3 separate regions of the Mus musculus genome follow, and all the other regions are linked to region 1. Evidence: chromatin loops called from intact Hi-C (ENCODE). Cell type or tissue: left cerebral cortex. All regions are shown on one strand. Region 1 has its middle 6.1 kb from the start of Cnrip1. Region 2 overlaps Plek (pleckstrin). Region 3 has its middle 52 kb from the start of Ppp3r1.

Region 1 (8,000 bases):
AGGGTCTCCTTATTACAAACTCAAGTCCTGTTCTCAAAGTTTTAATTTTGTGAGTTTAACCTGGAGTGTCTGTAGAGCCCAAGATGCTCATAAGATGCCATGAAGGAATAAGAAGCATGCCAAGCTGTGTGTCTGCCTTGCCATTGGGGTCCCCAGAGGGCATGCTGCTCAAGGGAGGCAGAACACAGTCCATAATGGGGGTCCTCAGACCGTGTCTTCCCAGGTGGGAAAGAGCAAAGTCTGGGACAATTGCTGTGACTCTCAGTCTCCTTTGTACCCAGGCATCACTGGAGTACTGCTGGTAGTTGGGAACAAGGGTCCTGATCTGTGCTTTCCCTCTGGGTGTCCACAAGTCAAGCAGGAAGAGGAAGGCAGAGCCCAGGAATGAGCGGAACCTGGTTAGTTTCTGAGTGAATGCCGGGAGTAAGGAGGGGCTGGAAGAACAGGCTTACTCCAGGAGATTTAGGCTCTTATGATGAAGCCTCCACCTTTGGCAGTCCTTAATGAACAGACAGTCAGTGCTGCTCAAACGGCTTTATTTCATGGTGTATAAAAATGTATATACCTTACTCAGAGTGAACCAAGGAATGCCCAGGAAGGGAACTTCATTGGCTGAATACTCAAGGCCTATCTAGATACCCCATTAGCATGGAGAACTCCAGGTTTTTATGCTGTGTGACTGATTGCCATGGTCCTCTCAGTAGGGTGCTGTTGTCATATGTTCCAGAGCAAGTAGAGTTTGGAAGGGAGCTGGCTCCATGCCTACCATTCTCAATTTCGAGTTTCGCGGGATTTGTGCTCTCTCAACCTTACCAGTTCTTCTGCCTGGTGGCATGGTCCTCTTGCCCCATAGACGAATACATTAAAATGTGCAAGCATAGAACACAGTGGAAAAAGGATCAGAGAAGACGCAGACTTAATCAGGGCAGGGGATGGTGGAGAAGGATTGAGGAAGGGCTAACAAAACTTAGGAGATACTGAAATGCCACAAGAAAGCCTACTTTATACATGTATTTAATATGTATTAAATACATGAATAGACGTATCCTGCAATGGATAGTTAATTTGCCTTCCAGATGGCATGGCTTCTTAAATGACAACTCCTGTGCCAGAATCTTAGTGTAGGGTACTTCCCTGTGTATTGTTGTGCAGGGAAATCCCAGAAGCATCCCAATGGACTATTGCCGAACTGAATACTAAAACGCCATTGCTGGGGACACCGAACATTTGTTTACAGGACATAGAAAACTCTCACTGGGGCTGGAGAGATGGCTCAGCGGTTAAGAGCGCTGACTGCTCTTCCAGAGGTCCTGAGTTCAGTTCCCAGCAACCACATGGTGGCTCATAATCATCTGTAATGGGATCTGATGCCCTCTTCAGGTATGTCTGAAGACAGCTACAGTGTACTCAGATAGATAGATAGATAGTTAGATAGATAGTTAGATAGATAGATAGTTAGATAGATAGATAGATAGATAGATAGATAGATAGATAGATAGATAGATAGATAGATGGATGGATGAGAGATAGAGATAGGTAGAGATAGATAGATAGATAGATAGATAGATAGATAGATAGATAGATAGATAGATGGATGAGAGATAGAGATAGGTAGAGATAGAGATAGAGATAGAGATAGAGATAGAGATAGAGATAGAGATAGAGATAGAGATAGAGATAGAGATAGAGATAGAGATAGAGATAGAGATAGAGTAAATAAATCTTACAAAAAAGAAGAGAGAGAGAGAAGGAAAGGAAGGGAAGGGAAGGGAAGGGAAAGGGAAAGGGAAAGGGAAGGAAAGGAAAGGAAAGGAAAGGAAAGGAAAGGAAAGAAAAGAAAAGAAAAGAAAAGAAAAGAAAAGAAAAGAAAAGAAAAGGAAAAAAGTAAATTCTCACTGGATCTGAGCTTGCAGCATCCTCTTTGTGAGTGAATTTTCATAGTGATGGATACTGCACAGGCACCCAGCTGTGAAAGTCATCAAAGGTCTTCCCCAGCTATGACACCTGTGCCCTATGATATTCACCTGTCAGTTACATGTAGGCTTTGTTTTTTCAAAACCTTCTTTAATAGGGGTTCTCAAATACTTTAATTTCCCTTTTTGCCCATCACCCATCAGAGGTAATGGAAAGAAAAGGTTAATAGGGCAAAAGGGGATGTGAACCTGCTTAAAAATAGCTTTTTTGTGCTATTCCAATCTTCATTGTCAGGATGTCATCAGTTCAGTTCACATGAATCAACAGCAATAGCTCAGTCCACTCACAAACACCATTCATGAAACAGCCACAGCAGTTCTATTCAGAGGAAACCTACAGGAGCTGCCAATCAGCCCCAGTCTGCAGAAGCAGCAAGAAGCCACCAGAATATCATAAGGAGTTCTTTGGTGCATTTCTCTCTATGAAGTTATGACAAATGATGATAAGAGAAGGAGACAAGGTGAGCCAATGCTACAGCATCATTAGGGAAGACCAGCATCAGCAAAGCCCAATGAAGACCAGCAAAGAATGTCAAGGAGAACCAATGGTACAGTGTCATCCACTGTTTGTTTGACAACATGACCCTTCATCATGTGTCCTTTTAAGCATCCACATCAGCAAAACATCACATGCCCTTTTTCCAGGCAGCTTTCAGAAAAATACCACATGCCTGTTCTCAGCAAAACATCCTCCCATGCGTCTGCTTCAGCAAATTATCCTCTCATAAGACAGCTTCCAATGAAACATCACATGACATCACATGACACAAATGAGTCTCCAAAGAAACCAGAAATCTCCACTTCAGTTCTATATGCCCAGTGGTACAATAGTGGTAAGAACTTTATGAGGATAACCAGCTGCTTTCTGGTTGAAATTGGGGATTATTTCTAAGAGAGAATTCATGTGTTAAACTGTAAACATCGCGTGCCTGGGAAAGTCGTAAATCCTGAGGGGAGGGGAGATAGACTGTTGTCTGGAAGAAACATGGTGTCAAACTGCCTTCTAAATATGTAAATTATACATAAAAATTGTGCTGTTCTCTGTCTTGGTGTGTTGCAGTTGGCAACAAATGATACAGAAACTCACAACTATTGACATGCCAACAATAAGTTACTGGGGAGTGCTCAGCCCTACATAGCACAAGTCTATCATCATCCCTGAGGCTCCCAGAGCATCATGGAAGATAGAAAAGAAATAATGTAAGAGCTGGAGGACAAGAGAAAGTTAAATGTGATCTCCTGGACCAGATAGGGCCATTGTGTCATGAATTAAAACAACTGTAGTTACCTGCACAAAATGTGCATAATATTAGACTCATTAATACTCTGTCATGGATGGGACCTCTTAAGAGCCTACCTCCCCCAAGAAGTCATTGGCAGTTAATTATTGCTGAGGAAGGAGGAATAAAGTTTTTCAGTGGTGCATCCTCTGGTAACTTACATATGCTGTGCTAAATTACCCCCAATTTGTGCTCATGGAACAACCCAAATTAAACAGCAGGTCACAGAAGAAGATAATTCATTCGGTGGGAATAGGAGAAATAGAATGGAAAGTAAATGAATGTATATAGGTAACACATCATATAGATGTTTGAAATTCTCAGAGAACAACTTTTAAAAAGAAAAAATAATGTAAACAATGTAAAGTTGAATGGGATCGATGTTAGCCAGGAATTGAGATTTATTGAATAAAGGACACAGCTACTTTATCATATTTGAAATTTTCTGAAATAATGTTATATAAATCCTTGTTTAACTCCTATTTAATTATTTCTGTGTCAATGTAGTAAGAATTAAAGGCCTGGGAGCAGATATTTGATAGTAGAAAGGAGCAGAACATGAGAGAAGATATGAAGCATAAAAAGAATCCAAAGAGGCCAGGCATTAGTGGTGTATACCTTTAGTCCCAGCACTCAGGCAGAGGCTGGTGGATCTCTGTGAGTTCAAGGTCAGCCTGTTCTACACAATGAGTTCCAGGACTGCCAGGGCTACACAGACAAACCCTGCCTTGAAAAAAAAGAAAAAATCCAAAGAGAAGGAAACTTCGCAGTTGATGACAGTCTTATGTCTGATGGCTCACACAACTGTTCTCTGATGAACCTGGAGAGCCAGAACCCGGTAGCATGCCAAGCTTCCCATGTGTTTTCCAGTTCTGTGTTGCTGAGCGGTAGCAGAAATTCTACCCATCCACCCATTGTCTGTATCACTGTGAATTCCCAGTCCTTATATTTAGAGTGTGATATTTCACAATTCTCAAAGCCAATCTGTCCTGTCACTTCTTCTAAAAGGAACCTGGATCACCATGGTAACAGCAAAGGCAGTCAGTGAGGTGTTTGTGTTTTAACACTACTAAAATAGCAGGTGAAAAGCAAAAGTAGGAGAAAGCTTCCTCACTGTCCTTTAGAAACCATGCCAGTCACTCTTCAGTAAATGAGTGGAGTGCAGATAGAGTCTCCCTGTGGTTCCTATAGCTCCCCTCCAGAGAGCCCGGTTTATGGTGCTCCATCTGTATATCCAAGGAAACCACCATTATCTGCGTTTTGTAGAAAGGTAAAATGAGGCATCGGACTGCACAAGCCTCTCTAACATCTAGTAACTGCCAAAACCAGGATTGAACCCTAAATCCACCTGTTGTCAATGCCAGGGGACTCTATAATGCCAAGACATTATAGAGTGCTCATTCAGAAACTGTCTGTGTAATCCTCTATGTTATAAAATAAGCTCAGTATGAAATCTGTTGAAGGCAAAGGTAATCAGAAGTGTAGATTGTATTTACTTAAAACTCACAGTGTCTTGGAAATTTGTATTCACTTTCTTTCCTCTCTTAACTTTCTACTAAGAAAAGAATATAGTATTAGTAAACAGTAATAAGAAGAAATATATTTTTACAGAAACCTATAAAGAGATAAACAAAGAACCTCATGAAAGTATAGATCATACAAACAATATTCTGGATAAATAATAATTATACTACTCACTTTAAACTTTCTCACATAATTCCTTAAAGAAAGAGAACAATGTTAATCACAGCATTTCCCGATCCCTATAGTAAATATTTTATTGGCAATTATAAGTGGAGACTGGAGACATTATTACAGGATACATGATCATACTGTGAATCCTGAGACTGTATTATTTACTGAAAAAAAAAACAACATGTTTTTAGTTGTGGTGTGGTTCAGTCCTTAGCACACACATATTTAATCTAAAACTATGAAGGTCAAGTTATTTTGTAGAAGGAAGCACCCATGTTTGAGAGTGATGTCTAACTAAGTGGCAGACAAGGTGATGAATCAGAAAAAGACGAAACAGAATAGGATATGCCCAACTCTGTCAAGAAGAGAGAGAAAAGTGAAGCTACTCAAGAGAGCATTGCAATGAAAGAGAAAGAGAGAGAGAGAGAAGGAGGCAGTTCTACTGGGACAATTGTACAGAGACAGGGTGCAGAGAGAGAAAAAGCTAGATACAGTAGAAGACAGAATGAGCTAGAGAATGAGAAGAAGCCAGAAGATTGGAACAGATTGCCAACGTTAGTATGAAGCCAAGCAGAGCAATTCAGGAAAAGCTGAGAAAAGACAGAATCAGTCAGCTTGGAGTGGAGCTTGAGCCAGAACAGCTGAGTTGAACCACCAGGCCAGAGCTCAGAAAGAACTAGGAAGGGGTAAGCTTATTCAACATCAAGTCTCAGAGGCTGAAAACATTCTAGGCTTATATTAGATTGCATGGAGGCTAGAAGCTTCCAGGACTAGGCCTAGGTGAGCAGACTGAGGCAGTAAGCCTCAGAGACAACCATTACAAGAGAATAAAATTCATTTTTACAAGGGATGACTCAGGAATTAAAAGTGGTTGATCCTCTTCCAGAGTACTAGAGTGAGTTCTCAGTGCCCAAATCAGGTGGCTCACAGTGCCTCTGATGTCATGGGGATCTGACACTCTTTTCAGTTCTCCACAGGTGTGCACACAACACACACAAACATACATACATGCAAAGATACATACATAGGCACCCACACATCATATAGTCACACAACACATACCCATGCACATACAATATATCTAAATAGTTATAGGTGGTACTTTGCTAAGACATAACCCTAAGGTTAATATGTCTTAAACACAATGTTTGGAACATAGTCCTATGATTATAACACTTTTCATTAAAGTCCCTAAAGGCAAGATCCACAGCCAGCCAAATTGGACCTTGGTGATATCCACACTTTGGTCTGTCTTGGTTTCCCTATATCTGGGGGTAAGTAGACAAGTATGTTGCATCTCAGGGAAAGTTTTGTCACACAACAGCACCAATAAACATGACAAATCAGATGAGGAAAATCCTACGAGGTCCTAACCCTACATGAAGAATTTCAGGCAACTGAGTAAAATGGGGAGTAGGAGAGGTGGTCCTCCCCAAGGAAAAATACAGTCCAGTGATGAACCATCATCCTTGAAGATAAACATGTAAGTGAAACGCCCTTTTCAAATCCTTCATCTATGATCATAGTCAAGTGTCTATAAATGTATGGAGTCCTAAAAATATCACCACTACTGTAAGAAAAAAAGAAAAAAAGCTTTGACTCTTGGAAGATTTTGGGTGCAGGCCTCAGTTGCTGGGATCAGAGCTATCTCTTGCCACCATTTTTCTTTTACACTCTTTTCTCAACTGGGTAGTTGGAGGGAAAAGAAGAGGAAGTCTATCCCCCTGAGATCATTATATATTGTCCTCAATTTACTGTTCTATTGATGTGAAGAGACACTATGACCAAGAAAACTCTTTTAAAGGACGACATTTAATTGGGGCTTGCTTATAGTTTCAGAGGTTTAGTCCATGATTATCATGGTGAGAAGCAGATACACATGGCACTGGAGCAGTAGTTGAAAACTTTACATCTGATCTACAGGAAGCAGAGAGAAGGAGAGAGAGAGGCAGAGGGAGAGAGAGAGAGAGAGAGAGAGAGAGAGAGAGAGAGAGAGAGAGAGAGAGAGAGAGAGAGAGAGAGAGAGACTGGGCCTGGTGTGGGCTTTTGAAACCTCAAAGTTCAACTCAAATAATGCAACTCCTTCAACAAGGCCATACCTCCTAATCCTTCCCAAACAGTTCCACTAACTAGGGTCAAAGCATTCAGATGAGGCTATGGAGGTTCTTCACATTCAAATCACCACATAAATAATTAGAGCAAAATAAAGTTTCATCCTTTCAAATCTAAAGGTGAATCGTGGATGGTCTAATTCTGCTTCATACTTTTAATAAGTGATATTTAGATATATCCTAATGTTATGTTTCTTAACACTTATATAAATTATGGTTCCTGGAATACTAACTCCCTCTGTGATATTATTTTTTAAGAAAGTGTTTTGGACAGCTGAAAAACACGTGGAATACTACATGCTACACTATGGTTTTTGCAATGCAAAAGTCACTCTGTCAAACTAAAAGTATGAGACACTCAATGGTTTGTAAGTATTGTGTATGTATATGCACAAAAATATATCATGATATTTTTACATTATAAGTTTAGCTGGCCAAGACAATTTTTACCCAATAGCCAATAATCCTAATGGAACTGGCATTCTATTTAAATATATAAAACAGTACTTTAATATCTTAGAATATTTAATATTCTCAAAATTATCATTATTAAAATATGAATTTTAACTGAAGACCTGAACTAATAATCAACAGTATTAGAAGTTAACGTCCTCCTTTTTATTGGCTATTGTTCAGCACTTGCTTAGAGATAATGCAGCATCACATAAAAACTGTTAACATCGTATGCAGGTATTCATTCTCCTTCTTAAGTCGTTTCTTTCACATCCTCGTTACTGCCCAGACCAGATCATTTTGCCCTTTAGCTGCAATGTACAGAAAGTATTGTATGATTTTTAACATATGCATACTCACTGAATACTTCATAAAGTTCAAAAACCTGTCTTTCATCCCATAATAGTTTCAATGCTTAAAAAGACTAATGCTCAGTGTGGTAGCAATGTCAAAATGAGTCAAGAGTGATACAACTTCTATGGTAGAGT
Region 2 (8,000 bases), 72 kb before region 1:
GGAATAGCATTGTTGTGACAGACCTGACCATCTTGGTTTGGGGAGTATTATGGAAGAGTTTGGAACTTCCCACTAAAAAAGTCATTGGGTGATCAGAGCTTACTGGACTGCTTGGGTGTGGGCACGGGTGGGCTTGGAAGGTGACAATGCTGGGTTCTCTAGAAGAACAGAATGATAAAATGAATTGATATTAAGAAGGGATTTACCGGATTTAATTGTACAGTAAGACCCAGGTAGTCTAACAATGACTGTCTCATACTGGCACAGGCAAGAACCCAGTAGTTACCCAATCTACCAGGATAGGTGTCTCAGGAGTCCCAGTCTGGCATGAAAGGCCTGAAGGATTCCAGAAGAGCTACTGGTCTTCAGGCTATACTGGGAACCCAAAGAAGTTGGTTCTCGTATCAGTGAAGGAGTGCAGCAGCAGTGAGATAGGTGGACTTGTCAAAAAGAGTGCAGACAAGCAGGCAAAGACAGCACTTACTTTCTTCCATGACCTTTTATCTGGGCTGCCACTAGAAGATGCCACCTATATTTAGGGTAGATCTTTATATTTCAAATGATTTTAGTGGAAAGAGTACTTCACAGCAGTGCCCAGAAGCTTGCATTTTTTGTTGATTCCAGATCCAGTCAAATTTGAGAACCAAGATCAGCCATCTCACAGACTTCCAAGCCAAGGAATGAGAGCCATTTCTATAAAGTTTAAAAAGTAAGGAAATGGATTCTCCCTAACACTCCCTCAAGGAATGGAGCCTTGCTCACATCTGGAGACCTAATTCAGACTTACAACTTTCAAAGCTATAAGATAATATATTTGTATCATCATAAGCCTCAATCTGTGGTGATTTTTTTAAAAAAGAGCAACAGAAAACTAATACAATACATTTTGTAGAAAATATATAATTAAATATAAGAAGTACAATAATCTTAAGTAAACAGTTTGGATGTTGCCTTTTGTATATTAATACACAGTTATATTCAACTTCAAGGTCAATCTGTAGAAAATCTATAAAGTTCTCTTCAGTACTTTCCCAATTCACAACCCCTAAAAAAGAGGTGTTCATATCTGCTTACATATAATGTTTTGACAACAAATGTGTGGGACTTTCCCTCACATTAAGTCACTCTGTAGATACCACCTGGGTCCTACCATTATGTTATGATACCAACCAAGATTTAATGTAGGATCCCTAATTAAGGGCATAATCTCACAAGAATGTATTACAAAACCCAGAAGTTATTTCTGTACAAATGCCAGTTTATTATAAAAGATCCTCTTGGGAGGCAGAGGCAGGCAGATTTCTGAGATCGAGGCCAGCCTGGTCTACAAAGTGAGTCCCAGGACAGCCAGGGCGATACAGAGAAACCCTGTCTCAAAACAAACAAACAAACAAGATTCCATTGAGGAACACCCAGATGGAGACATGGGTGTTCTCCATAGAAGGGTTAGGGGCTTCCACACCATTGACACAAAAAAGACAGCTCTTACCTTCAAAGGAATAAAAGTTTAGAGTTTATTCTAGAGCAAAATATGAGTGACTATGGCTTGGGAATATAGATTGAACTTTCCCAAAAACCCTACTACAGTGTTGCATCACTTACGTGCATTTTCACAGTAACAGAACAAAGTCCTAAATCAAGGCATTTTTTTCCCAAATACATTGGTAGAAACATCATATAGGTTATAAGGATTACAGCAAAGTAGGCATTGAATTTTGTCTGAGGACATTCTTAGCTTTGGGACTCATGAAACTAGAGGTCTTTTCAAGGGCAATTTGATAGGCAGGACATGAATATTTAGCAAAACAATAGAAATACCATTCCTGACAGGGCTTATGTCCTCCCTATTCACAGGCATTTGACCAATAGTACATGAATTGTCTTCCAGAGAGTAGGCCTCAGATCCTATGAGAAAGCCATTGGTTACACCCCTACAAGTAATGTCCCTATGCCACCAGTGGACACATCTTGCCTTTCCAGCTATTTGTTTACTTTTCTGTTTCATTATAAGATTATATTAAGTTTCCCATCTTACTCCTGGATTTTATGAAAATTAATGTTTGACCAATAAGGACATCCCTTGCTTATGTACGAGTTTATGTGCTTTGTTTGATGCTGTGACAAAATGACCATCAGAAATAACTTAGAAGAAGTTGTTTTCAGTTCACAAATTTAAGCGTTTCAGTCCTCCACAGTCATTGAGTGTAGTGAACCAGGGCAGGGCACATTAAGGCAGACAGGAATCATTGCAGAGTGATGATAACAGGAGAAGCCCAGATATACCTCCGGAAGGATACACCCACCTTCTTCCTCCAACTTGCAAAGTTCCACCACCTCCTAATAGTCTTGAATCTACCAATGGATCAACTATCCATTCACTGAGTCAGAGCTATCATGAATTAATTATCTTTTAAAATTCTCCTTACAGACATATTTACATATGTGCTAAACTGATACCCTACACATTAAGCATCTCCCAGTTTAGTCAAATTAACATTATTAACCTTACAGTTCACCAACTTTAGATTCTATGGTACAAGCAATGGAAACATTGGAGATGAGCTAAAGTTTGGAAGATAAGCAACATTATATATTTAAGGTTCCTCTATTCCATATAGAGTTTAGTGATAAATATATATAAAGTAGATTGGAGTATAGTTATGGGGTATGGAAGTCTATTTGGAAGCTCTTGAAATGAATCTACACAGTAAATGGTAGGGTTCTGATCTAAACACAGAAATGTGAATATACAAGAAGGATGTTCTTAACATGAATTAAGAATTGGTAACTGGTGAGCTAGGCAGCACTTCAAGGAGATAATGTGATTGAGGGATTAAGGGATTGAAAGATGTGCTACACCCATAAAAAATGGGTCTATTTCCTTTTCCCATCTACAATAACTCTCTAAACGTTAAAATATGTGGACCCTTGTCTATAAATAGAATACTCTAAATAAGAAACAGAAATCCACAGCTAGATTCAGCATCTGTCTTATGAGGACAAAGTATTCAGAATGAAATACAGCCAACTTATCAAATAACTTGTTCATTTCCTTGAAGAATACCACACAGTGTTCAGCACTGGTCTTCACTAGTCATGTGCTGGACACTCAGAGGTGGCAATAGCTAAATAAGGTTGGAAAGTTGAAGCCAATGCTGTTGTCCCTGTATATGACCTCTATATCCACCACTGTGATATACCAATGGTTACCTATGGGTAACCATTCATGTGTCATTTGTGCTAGGGCTATGGTGATTACAGGCCAAGTGGTTTGGGGATGGAAGCTTCTGGGATTATTAGAATGTGACACACACATCCTCACACTTTACACCCACTCCCAGATGTCCATCCTTATGCTTCTTCCCAAGAGTCCCTTGTCTCTGATCTTTCTGTCTTTTTTCCTTATAAGACTCTGAACAATTAGAGAGAGCATACATTACTGTTCATTAGACCATAAATATATTGTCACTTTGAGTCACTTCTCCACACAAGACAGAAGACCTGATGTCCTGTTTGGTCGGGGAAAGATGACCCCTTGCTATGCTTTCCAGGCCAAACCCGTAGTTAAACTTGCGTTGAAGTTACCTCACCTAATTCTAGTTCCTAGCACTTTTGTGTATTTTAGTATCATTCTTTCCCCTTTTTAATACAATTCATTCACTCCTTGCTCTATCTCAGGCTCAGATTTTTCTAAGGACTCAGCTGACATTCTTGTTCATTGGAGAAATGACATTGAGCAGAAGGGCAGAAGAGCAATGGACACTTGTAGGCTGATGTCTTATGTGTGGTGTGAAGTGTCATGGTAATTGTTTTATTCAGGTGAGAAGAAAACAGGAAGGAGAACTCAGAATACAAAGGGATGAAAGGCCTCATGCTCCTCCAGCCTTGAGACTTTCTGGACTATCTGTAAAGTCTCTAGACTTCCCATAGAAAGTTATACAAGCACAATATTGTTTGATTTGAGTGCTGGTGTGTGGGGAACAGACCCATAAAGCTTGAGAACTCTTGCTTCAGTGAATATTAAATAAACAACACATTAAAATGATGCACCCCAAAAGCATGTGAGGAAGGTGAAGACAAAACAGAATGCCGACTCAAAGTTCAAAGTCTGGCCTTGAATTCCATCTCTGTTATATGGGTTGTAGAATCTTGGCCAGTCAGATGCTCCTCAGTGATTCTCGGTGTCCTCATCTGTGCAACCATAGTAAAGAAGATTTAGTGTGAGTGTGAAATAAAACAACATTTGTAACAACATAGGTGATATGGTTCCTGGTTGGCTACATAGCATATAAATGGCTATTGGCAAATCTCAGGAAATCTGTCATTCCTCAAGTAATAATAATAATGCCAAAACAAACCATATCACTATTACCATTGCAAACAAATTACTCGTTCCACAAGATAACTCCAGCACATTATCAATCTCCCAAGGAAGACAAATGATTCTTAAGAAGGCAGACTGGGTTCCTCTCTATTGTCTCACACATAGATACATCATTGTTATATTTCAAGTATAACCTACAGATAAACATTGAAAAAGGATATGTTTACCAAATTGATAAGTAAGTATGCAGTATGTCTACTCTAAATGTGCTTGCCACCTGACACATTAATGCTGGTCATTTTGTAAAGCATTCTCTAGTGCTCATTTAAGTCTGTGTCTACATCACAATTAGAACATGGAAAATCTCAAAGCCTCTTAGCTCCTATTCAAGGGCAGTTGGGGAAACTTGCATTTGCATCCTTGATTTGGGGGTTTATATGCACAGTGTGTTATAGAAACTGCCCTCATATTGCTGATATAAACACAAGAGACAAAGAGAAAAACTATATAACATAAGTAAAAAGTGCAAGACCCTGGGTTCTTGTATTTTACCTCAGAACCTGGGCATTTGCCCTATTGCTTTCTAATTACCCACATATAAGTATCTAATCTTATGCCTCTCTGCTAAGATCTTATTTCCCATTCTCCAGACAGCAATTCAAGATCAGGGGTGTCTTTTATTGACTTCAAACTGAGCATCACCCTGCAATGGGTCCACACATACTCAGTTCTCCACTAGAAGAGGCGTCTTTCACTTGGTCCTTACCATTTCCCTGAACCTACCCTCTACTTAAATAGTTCAAAGCATGTCATATGTAAGAAAACTAGCCTATCATCCCTAAATGCTACCCCTCTGTATAGAAATATGATGAGAAACAGATGAATATTTGCTTAAGAAACAACAGTGACTTAGACCAGACAAGATAGGCCTGCATATGTAAGAAGTCCCAGTGGAAATCCGTATAGGTGGCAGTCTCAGTAAGATGTAGTAAGTACTCTGCATCTCTCCGTCTTCCTACCTCAGCAAACAGTTCCACTTTTTCTCCAATATGTAGGGTAATGTGTGTCACCCTTCCTTTCTCTTTCCCCTTACCCATTCTTCCCACATTACTTAGTATGACCTATTAATGAGATTACAACAATTGATCCCAGGCCTCTGCACTCTATATAAAGTACTTTACCCCTGAACCACACATATAGTCCCAGAAAACCACTTCCTTCTACATTCTTTTGTGTCCTTTCCTGGGTAGAAGGAATAGCCAGTCCTACTACAGTACACTCCTTAGTAGGTAAGGAGATCCTAAATATCTTTATACATTACTTATGTGGTCAACTTCTGTAGCTTAGCCAACAACTTTAGGGAGACTGTCAAGATAAAAGTAATGGGGGATGCTGGGCCATATAATACACACACACACACACACATATGGAGAGAGAGAGAGAGAGAGAGAGAGAGAGAGAGAGAGAGAGAGAGAGAGAGAGAGAGGGAGGGAGAGAGAGAGAGAGCACTGGTTTGTGCACATCTAATCATCAGATACTTCCTACTGCATCAAAGATGAGGGATTGGGCTATATAGGCCTCTGGCTTCCCCCAAACTACTCCCAGAAGAATGCCAAGTGGGGCATGGAAGGTGGACAAGGCAACTACTCATGCTGAAGCCAAATACAGAGCCTCCACTGTGCAAAGCCTCCTGGCACACAACACATGGCATCTACAGTGCACACCTTAGCAGGTGCTGATACTCTTATATACCTGTGACACTAATGCAACCTCTAGATAGAGGTCTTCATCCCTCTCAAACATTTTCTCCTTCCTTTGTGCTTCCTTCTGCCCACTTCTTTCCAGCCTCTTTCCCATGCCCAGATACTCACTGATCAGTTTTCTATCACTATAGATTAGTGTGCAGTTTCTAGAATCTCATGTCATTACAATTACGCAGTATACAAATCTTTTTATTTTTTTTCGAGACAGGGTTTCTCTGTGTAGCTCTGGCTGTCCTGGAACTCACTCTGTAGACCAGGCTGGCCTCGAACTCAGAAATCCGCCTGCCTCTGCCTCCCAAGTGCTGGGATTAAAGGCAAACGCAATCACTGCCCGGCATTATATACATCTTTTCTCCAAGCCTACTTGTTCTGTGATTTACCCATGCTGTACATACAAAGAGTTCACTCCTTTATTGTGTGAAGTATGTCATTGTACGAATACAGATGCTTTGCTTTTTTACTACTATACTTTTTTTAAATGTCTGGGTCATTTCCTTGACAACTACAAATGATGAACACTCATAAAACTTCTGTATGGACATATGCTGTTATTTCTTTTGTATATGGATCAAGGAATGGAGTAGAGAGTATCTGTTTAATGCTTTAAGTCTTCCCATAGGTTGATGTTCAAAGTGGCTATACCACTGCACTTTTCAGAGTACATTGAACTGCACCATTGTAATGGCTCAGGTGTTGCATTCCCTCGTCGAAACTCAGGATACCACTCTATGTTGGTTTGTGCAAACCCCCAAGTCTATGATGCTGTCTTGCTGTGAACTCAGTTAGCACTTCCCTAATGGCTGATGAATTTCCACATATGTATTTAGTTATTTGTATGTATTGATTTATCACACATGTTTGGGAACGTCTTCTGATTGTTGACAAGCCATGGGTTTTACTCATGGCAGATTGTTGCTGTGTATGTGTGAAAACTTCTTGCTGCTCATCCACAGAAGGAAATTTAAGACACGAGAGTACCCAGTGTATGTGTGTATAAATACATCCTAATCAGCCCGGAAAAAGATGTTTGCAAGAACATATCACAAAGTAAAATCCCCCAAAACCTCAAAGCCAGTGCCCATGGGTGGAGCCCTTTGCTTAGCTATATTTGACCATAGAGGTTTCCCTTAGGCCACAGAAAACTCAGAACCCAGAATTAGGGCTGGCTATGTGCTAACAGGAAATGCTGCCGTAGCTGATAGGAACGGAGCCAGAACACAGTTACCAGGGTTCCTATGGAAACAAGATAGATACCAAAAGCTGGGAAGAGCTAAGTATATCAATGACAGGACAGTGAGCTTAAGAGCATATATAGATTCAGAAGTCAGGTAAGCTGGGCTTTGAATATGCTGTAACTATAGGGCAAGGGGTCTTGAGCAAGTTTTATATAGAAATGTTCAACCAAAGAATTCTATGCAATTGTGATAAAGTTTTAAAAATTGAAAACCATTGCTCACTACCTTAGATTACCGTGAATGCCTTCGATGGAAGAAGAGACCAAGAAAGGGAAGCTAGGGTTTGTAGTGTGTTCAAACATGCCAGATAGTTCATACATGTTGCTCTATTGGTCCTAACTGCAACACCAATTTCATTTTAACAACAAAGAGGCTCATGTGGCTAAGGCTTGGGCTCCTGTGTAGCTCTGTAAGGAGTCAGGAGAATCTCTAAGAGGTCTAGAAGTAGGTCTTCTACTCGCTGGGAACATGTGCCTGAAGAGGATGTGAGTGCCTCAGAATATTTTCCATTCCTAGCCACACTCACAACCAGAGCCTGCTCTCTGATGCTATAAGATAGTCACCGGAAGCCCCAAACTAGAGGCCAGCCAACTGTTAATGGAAACTGTGAGCCAAAATAAACCTTTCTCTCTCTAGGTTGGTTTATTTGAGACATTTGTTACAGTGATGGAATGCTAG
Region 3 (8,000 bases), 62 kb after region 1:
AATCACCATGCCCGACCTAAAGATGTACTACAGAGCAACTGTGATAAAAACTGCATGGTACTGGTATAGTGACAGACAAGTAGACCAATGGAACAGAATTGAAGACCCAGAGATGAACCCACACACCTATGGTCACTTGATCTTTGACAAGGGAGCTAAAACCATCCAGTCGAAAAAAGACAGCATTTTCAACAAATGGTGCTGGCACAACTGGCTGTTATCATGTAGAAGATTTCGAATTGATTCAGTACTATCTCCTTGTACTAAAGTCAAATCTAAGTGGCTTAAGGATCTCCACATAAAACCAGAGACACTGAAACTTATAGAGGAGAAAGTAGGGAAAAGCCTCAAAGATATGGATACAGGGGAAAAATTCCTGAATAGAACAGCAATGGCTTGTGCTGTAAGATCGAGAATCGATAAATGGGACCTCATAAAATTGCAAAGCTTCTGCAAGGCAAAAGACACCGTCAATAAGACAAAAAGACCACCAACAGATTGGGAAAGGATCTTTACCTATCCCAAATCGGACAGAGGACTAATATCCAATATATATAAAGAACTCAAGAAGGTAGACTCCATAAAATCAAATAACCCCGTTAAAAAATGGGGCTCAGAACTGAACAAAGATATCTCACCCGAGGAATACCGAATGGCAGAGAAGCACCTGAAAAAATGTTCAACATCTATAATCATCAGGGAAATGCAAATCAAAACAACCCTGAGATTCCACCTCACACCAGTCAGAATGGCTAAGATGAAAAATTCAGGTGACAGCAGATGCTGGCGAGGATGTGGAGAAAGGGCAACACTCCTCCATTGTTGGTGGGATTGCAAGCTTGTACAACCACTCTGGAAATCAGTCTGGCGGTTCCTCAGAAAATTGGACATAGTACTACCGGAAGATCCAGCAATACCTCTTCTGGGCATATATCCAGAAGATGCCCCAACCGATAAGAAGGACACATGCTCCACTATGTTCATAGCAGCCTTATTTATAATAGCCAGAAGCTGGAAAGAACCCAGATGCCCCTCAACAGAGGAATGGATACAAAAAAAATGTGGTACATTTACACAATGGAGTACTACTCAGCTATTAAAAAGAATGAATTTATGAAATTCCTAGCCAAATGGATGGACCTGGAGGGCATCATCCTGAGTGAGGTAACCCAATCACAAAGGAACTCTCACAATATGTACTCACTGATAAGTGGATATTAGCCCAGAAACTTAGGATATCCAAGATATAAGATACAACTTGCCAAACGCATGAAATTCAAGAACGAAGACCAAAGTGTGGACACTTTACCCTTTCTCAGAAATGGGAACAAAACACCCATAGAAGGAGTTACAGAGACAAAATTTGGAGCTGTGACGAAAGGATGGACCATCTAGTGATTGCCATATGCAGGGATCCATCCCATAATCAGCTTCCAAATGCTGACACCATTGCCTACACTAGCAAGATTTTGCTGAAAGGACCCAGATATAGCTCTCTCTTGTGAGACTATGCCGGGGACTAGCAAACACAGAAGTGGATGATCACAGTCAGCTATTGGATGGGTCACACGGCCCCTAATGGAGGAGCTAGAGAAAGTACCCAAGGAGCTAAAGGGAACTGCAACCCTATAGGTGGAACAACAATATGAACTAAACCAGTACCCGGGAGCTCTTGTCTTTAGCTGCATATGTATCAAAAGATGGCCTAGTCGGCCATCAGTGCAAAGAGAGGCCCATTGGACTTGCAAACTTTATATGCCCCAGTACAGGGGAATGCCAGGGCCAAAAAGGGGGAGTGGGTGGGTAGGGGAGTGGGGGGGTGGGTATGGGGGACTTTTGGTATAGCATTGGAAATGTAAATGAGCTAAATACCTAACAAAAAATGGAAAAAAAAAAGAAAATAAAATGAAAGCATCACAATCCAAGAAATTTCTGAAAGTCAACACTCAAGTGTAGTCATACTAATTCAATTTTAATATATAACCATCTATATTACCTTACCCACATGTGCATGCTCTCTCTCTCTCTCTCACACACACACACACCTCATCTATTAAAGCAGAAGCCTAAATAATAAGCCATTAAAGATAAAGATTCTAGCTGAGCTCACTACATGTAAGTTAAAAGAAAATGTTAAAAATAAAGAAGAAAATAAAATTTTAGGGGTTATATAAGATCTAAAGAAAAATTCTGAGACTCTAACAGTTCTTACTCCCCCATTCTCATCTGTCCTCCCATGGCCTTAGCTCTCCCTTCTCGATCACCCAGCAGAGTGGATTCTTTATCAAGGAGGAAGACAGTGATGGCCTGTGGATTGCCGTGGTCCTCTGTCATCTAGACTCAAGGGACTGAAGGATGAGGATATTATGGAGATCACAGCTAAGAGGAAAAACAGAACATTTGGAGTCAGAGAAACACTCAACCCAAAACGTTAACTCAACTGGACTACCCTCACTGGAGCTGAGGACAAATAGATTTGTTATGCAGTGGACTGTGGTAAAAACTCACAACCTGTTCATAGTGCAGAGAGGAAAGGTAAACAGAGCTCAGCCACAACTGGGAAGCATGTATTATAATACATACCAGCCATCCCCAAGGCTCATTGTGGAAGTGCAGGCAAGGAGACTGTGAGAGGCAGAGGGCATGGCGAAGAGTGAGACAGTGTCCTCTGGACATGTCAGGACCACTGCACTCTCAGACTCATGGAAGGGGTGGTCACCTGTGGAAGGGGAGGCCACCTGAACAACATCAAAACAGTCGCCATTCTGTCCAGGAGGTAGGGAACGGGCTTATGAGGCCCCACCCCTAGCTGAAGTGATGCACTCTGGGGGAGGGAAAGTCAATTTTCTTTAAAGGTGTTGCCTCTGGTAGGTTGACCATGCTCCTCATCAGAACCCTACAACCAACAGCACAAATAAAACTTAATGGGTTATTTACACACACACACACACACACACACACACACACACACACACACGGGGAAAAAACACAAAGGACACAAAGTTGTGGGCAGGGAAGATTGAGTGCATCCAGGAGAGATTAAAGGAGGAGTAGAAGGTGAACAGGATCAAACTGCCTCATGTGAAAGGCCCTGAGAAATCTCAAATGATAAATCAATTTTGTAAGGCCGAAAACAATCTGGAAAATGCAGCCTTCAGAATTGAGGGGGTGAACCAAAGGTAAATTTTAGGATCGAGGAACTAAGGCATGCCCAAGCATATCCAAGTAGTCACTGTTACAGGAGCTCCCGGGCTTGCAGGGCTCTGCACCTGGTGGAGATGGTGGGATGGGTTGAAGGAAAATGAGCCCCGTAGGCCCACAGAAAGTGGCAGTGTTAGGAGATGTGGCCTTCCTTGTTAGAACAGGCATGACCTTGTTAGAGGAAGTGTGTCACTTTGAGGTTTCAAATGCTCAAGCCAGGCCCAGTGTCAGTTTCTTTGTCTGCTGCCTGCCCATCCAGATGTAAAACTCTAGGCACATCCTCCAGCACCACGGCCAATATGTTTCCTGTCATGATGATAGTGGACTAAACCTCTGAAACTGTAAACCAGCGCCAATTAAATATTTTCCTTATTAAGAGTTACTGTGGTCACGGTGTCTCCTCACAGTGATAGAAACCCTAACTAAGACAGACACCTGACATCATCTCTGTTTAACACTTTCTGAAAATCTTTTAGACTAAAACTGTCTCTCTGCCTTGCCTGGTGTGGTTCCTTTGCACTGAGTAAAACCTGGGAATCCTTTGGGATTTATCGCTCTTGGAAGGGAAATTGTTTAAACAGCCGGAAAAGCACCTGCTGCAGATAGCATGAGCATTTGGCAAGGTGGGTGGTGAAAATGAGACAGAGCAGAGGGGAGGGGGCTGAAAATTATCCCACATTCTCATTCTTTGTAGCTGGCGCCCCACGAGCTGCTCCTGAGCAATGCCTCTCCAATGAGTTGGAGGGAACTTGTACTTTTTCCTCCTTCAGGGAACGAGGGAAGACTGTCTTAAATCTGCTAAAAATACTTGAAGAACATCCAAAGAGAAGTTTGACAAGCGCGTCATTTTAATGGGGCCGAGGGCAGGGGTTGGGGGTGGAAGTGGGGATGAGCTTGGCCAAATAGCGACTGTTCTGATAAAACAATAATGCCATTGACCTGCGGAAGAACTCTTAGAGCCCTTGTAAACAGAGCTCGAAGCTTCGGTGAGGTTTTCTCCGACTCAGCTGATATCTATTTATTCTCAAGCCTGCAGAGAACAACCACTTCCAGGGATCCCTTGAGGGAACAAGCACTTTCTTCACTGTGTGCCACCTCCAGGAACAAATGTTCTTTGCTGTTTTTTTTTTTTTTCCCTTCAAATTACTTTGTATTCTTAAAGAAGCTTTCCCTAAATTGTCTGAATTGTATGGGATGCTTCTTTAAATGTAGATCCATAGTTGAATAAATGTCTTTGTGGGATGGTGGAGCATCTTTTGAATAACTGCCCAGGAGTGGTATAGCTGTGTCTTGAGGTAGAACTATTCCCAGTTTTCTGAGAAACTGCCAAATTGATTTCCAAAGTGGTTGTACAAGTTTGCACTCCCACCAGCAATGGAGGAGTGTTCCCCTCTTCATATCCCAACCAGCAATGTGCTATCTTTTGATCTTAGCCATTCTGATGAGTGTAAGATGGAACCTCAGAGTTGTTTTGATTTGCATTTCCCTATTGAGTAAGGACTTTGAACATTTCTTTAAGTGCTTCTCTGCTGTTCAAGATTTCTCTTGTTGAGAATTCTCTCTTTAGCTCTGAGCCTTATTTTTTAGTTGGGTTATGCTCTGTTGGTGTCTAACTTCTTGAGCTCTTTATAAACTTTGAACACTAGGTCTCTGTCAGATGTAGAGTTAATGAGCATCCTTTCCCAATCTGTAGGCTGCTGTTTTGTCCTATTGACACTGTCCTTTGCAGTTTCATGAGGTCCTATTTACCAATTTTTGATCTTAGAGCCTGAGCCATTGGTGTTCTGTTCAGGAAGTTTTCTCTTGGACCAATTTGTTCCAGGGTATTTCCCATTTTCTCTTCTATGAGATTTAGTGTATCCAGTTTTCCTTATGTTGAGGTCCTTGATCCACTTGGACATGGACATGAGTTTTGTGCAGGGTGATAAGTATGGATCCATTTGCATTCTTCTACATGCAGACATGCAGTTAGACCAGCACCATTTGTTGAAGATGCTTTCTTTCTTTCTTTTTTTTCATTGTACAGTTTTGGCTTCTTTATTAAAAATCAAATAGCACCAGTCCCTGACACTATTAATGATACTCTGTTATGCTTATAGACAGAAATGTAGCAGGGCTGTCCTGAGAAGCTCCACACAGCATATGACTCAGATGCACCCACAGCTAAAGAGCTGATGGAGCTTGGAGACTCTTATGGAAAAATAGAAGGAAGAATTGCAGGCCTTGAAGGAGATAGAAACTCTAACAGGGTCAACTAACCCTTGGGGCTCTCAGACACTGAGCCACCAACTGAAGAACATGCACAGGCTGGACCTAGGCCTCGCTGAACATATACAGCAGACGTGTAGCTTGGTCTTCAAGTAGGTCCCAAACAACTGGAGCAGAGGCTATTCCAAAAGTTGTTGCCTGTCTTTGAGATATGTTCTTCTAGCTGGGCTGCCTTGCCTGGCCTCAGTGGGAGAGGATGCACCTACCCTCTCAGAGATTTGATGTATCAGGGAGGGAGATACCCAGGGGGTCCACCTTCTCAGAGGAGGAGAGGGGAGATGGGGGAAGGATTGGGGAAGGGATGACCTAGAAAGGGTCAGTGAATGGGATGTAAAGTGAATAAGTAAAACAAATAAATATATTTTTTAGATGCAGATCCATGAGCTTCTCTTTGTTGATCTATTTAATCAGGTAGACTCCCAGAGAATAAATTCAAAGCACCTGCATTTTAATAAGCACATTTGATGATTCTTACCACATTGTAACTTAGAAAGAATTATCCTGGGATTTATTCACTATAGTCCTTTTATATGTGTGTTTATTTATTCAAGCAGCATTAGTGTGTCTAGTATTCTCAGGTAAAATATCATTGGAATGCAATAATAGGTAGCCAGATTGCTCATAAAAAAAATAGTGGTAAATGTGCTTAAAGTGTTTACAGTTGAAAATTCCCAGACCTATCTAACAACAGACTAATGAAATGTTTGAAAATTGAGGAAAGATTTGAATGTTATAGGTTAGAGACCTAAATACAAATTACCTTGGGTCATCTTAGTCCGTTAAATATCCATTGTTCTCCTTTGTGTGTAACTTCTTGATGTCTTTGCATAACATGAAATAATTTGGAATGCATTAACAGATGCCTGTCTTACACCAACACAAAGGAGAATATCATAGACTACAACAGAGGTTCCCCTGCCTTTCTATAATTTGCCAGTCTGGTGTTTCCACCAATGTATCTGAGATGTCATGATTTATTGTTTATTTTCAGTTACTACAAAATATCATGAAACTATTAACATATCACAACATGGAATTGGGGATACCTGAGGTTGTGTTCTTGGGTCATGGTCCCTCACATTTGTCTCTAGTTTAAACTATCTCTTGTCCCCTTGAATTTAAATTTTTGGGGGGGGGGGGTTGGTTAGTTGGTTGGTTGGTTGGCTGGTTGGTTGGTGCATCATCAGTTATGGCGCCCAAAACTGGAACCTCAAAGATGATCCACTTGTTACTGAAGAAGTCACATGTGTTGGTACTAGCATAGGCCCATTGTGCCCAAACCAGTTGTATCCTCAGGTAGCTTTTTGAGAGTTCTTCCTTGACACCAGCCCTCCCTTGGTTTGATCAAAGGTCTATTTATTAATTCTCAACTGATTGTTTAAGATCCTATTTGTTGTGGGTCTGGAGAGATTGCTCAGTAGTTAGGAGTACTTGCTGCTCTTCCAGAGGACCCAGTAACCATATGACAACTCACAATTACCTCTAATTCCAGTTTCAGATAATCAAACTTCTGGCCTCTCTGAGCACTGCATGCATGTGGTGCACAGACATACCCATTTGTGGTTCCACAAAATACCCATTATATGCATTTTTAAAAATCTTTTTAGAGATTCTATTTCTTGAATACCTTTATTTGGTTCAGTTCCAAGTGTATAGCTTAAGATATACTTTTATGTGTTTGCTTGTTTGCTTTGAAGGTATTTGTTTCCTGACCATTTAGTTTGTTAATCTTCTTGTACTCTCATTTTCCTCTGGTAACTCCTCCCATACTTGACTCAAGGAAAGTATTTCCCTTTTCAGAGAAAAACAAATTATTTGATACTTTAGTTGGGTTTATGCTTAATGAGCTTGTAATTCTACTAGTGTATGTTTTTAAAATGAGAAAAATCTAAATAGAGACTAGGTAGTTTTACATTTCCTTGAATGTAGAACATTTACTAACTATGAATTAGTCTAACTAGAAGTTCTAAGCAATAGAAAAAAATAAAGTCAGAAGTGACCAACCTCTTTCATTGGAATTTTAAAATATCTAAACAATATACAAATCATAATTTGCAAATTAATAAGAGTTCTAGAAGTTATATCTAATTGAGTAAAAGGATATATTGAAACTAATTAGAATTTTAATCATTCTTAGGGAAGTTCCATACCTTGTAATGTTGTCAATGGAAGCTGTAGGTCAAGGTTATAAATTTGATTTGACTTTGGATGGAGTCCACTGGCAGTGAGGTAGTTCTGTCTCTCCCTGTGGCTTCAGAGTAAACTGTGGACCCTGGGTATGGTCCAGCCCTGAACTATGATAAAGTCTATTGGTACTTAAGGATTTCCACATCTTGCAGCAGGTTCAGCAGAATAAATAATCCTAAAACTCATAAGAAAATGCAAATGGCCAATAGACAAAATAGTTCTGAATAGTAAAAATGCTGGAAGAGGCAACACCAATACTTCTTTCAAGTTATACTACAAAGCTATAGTGATAAAAAACAGACCCACGGATCAATAAAATTGATTTGAGGACTCATATATAACCC

The links. Hi-C counts contacts between places; a loop is a spot of excess contacts. Peaks named below come from ENCODE experiments on the same cell type or tissue, not always from the same donor. Only the 100,000 strongest peaks of a DNase experiment are listed, where the experiment ranks them.
Region 2: a loop joins it to region 1, with 4 times the contacts of the local background. A loop is called at or near these places in 6 of 42 quality-filtered maps.
Region 3: it touches region 1 in a loop (4-fold over the local background); 2 of 42 quality-filtered maps call a loop at or near these places.

The regions. Positions count from the first base shown.
Region 1 is chr11:17,041,787-17,049,786 of GRCm38, forward strand. No RefSeq gene overlaps it. Among named protein-coding and RNA genes, the nearest start is that of Cnrip1, 6.1 kb to the right of the region's middle. In left cerebral cortex, no CTCF peak of the experiment used is centred here; DNase peaks (open chromatin) are centred at 4,234, 5,531 and 5,867; H3K27ac peaks cover 1,360 bases.
Region 2 is chr11:16,969,963-16,977,962 of GRCm38, forward strand. Plek (pleckstrin) reads right to left here. Exons shown (of 10, transcript NM_019549.2): 10 at 1,244-4,191. The coding sequence ends at 4,188. Among named protein-coding and RNA genes, the nearest start is that of Fbxo48, 23 kb to the left of the region's middle. In left cerebral cortex, no CTCF peak of the experiment used is centred here; DNase peaks (open chromatin) are centred at 3,313 and 7,258.
Region 3 is chr11:17,103,303-17,111,302 of GRCm38, forward strand. No RefSeq gene overlaps it. Among named protein-coding and RNA genes, the nearest start is that of Ppp3r1, 52 kb to the right of the region's middle. In left cerebral cortex, no CTCF peak of the experiment used is centred here; DNase peaks (open chromatin) are centred at 3,839, 4,291 and 4,451; H3K27ac peaks cover 532 bases.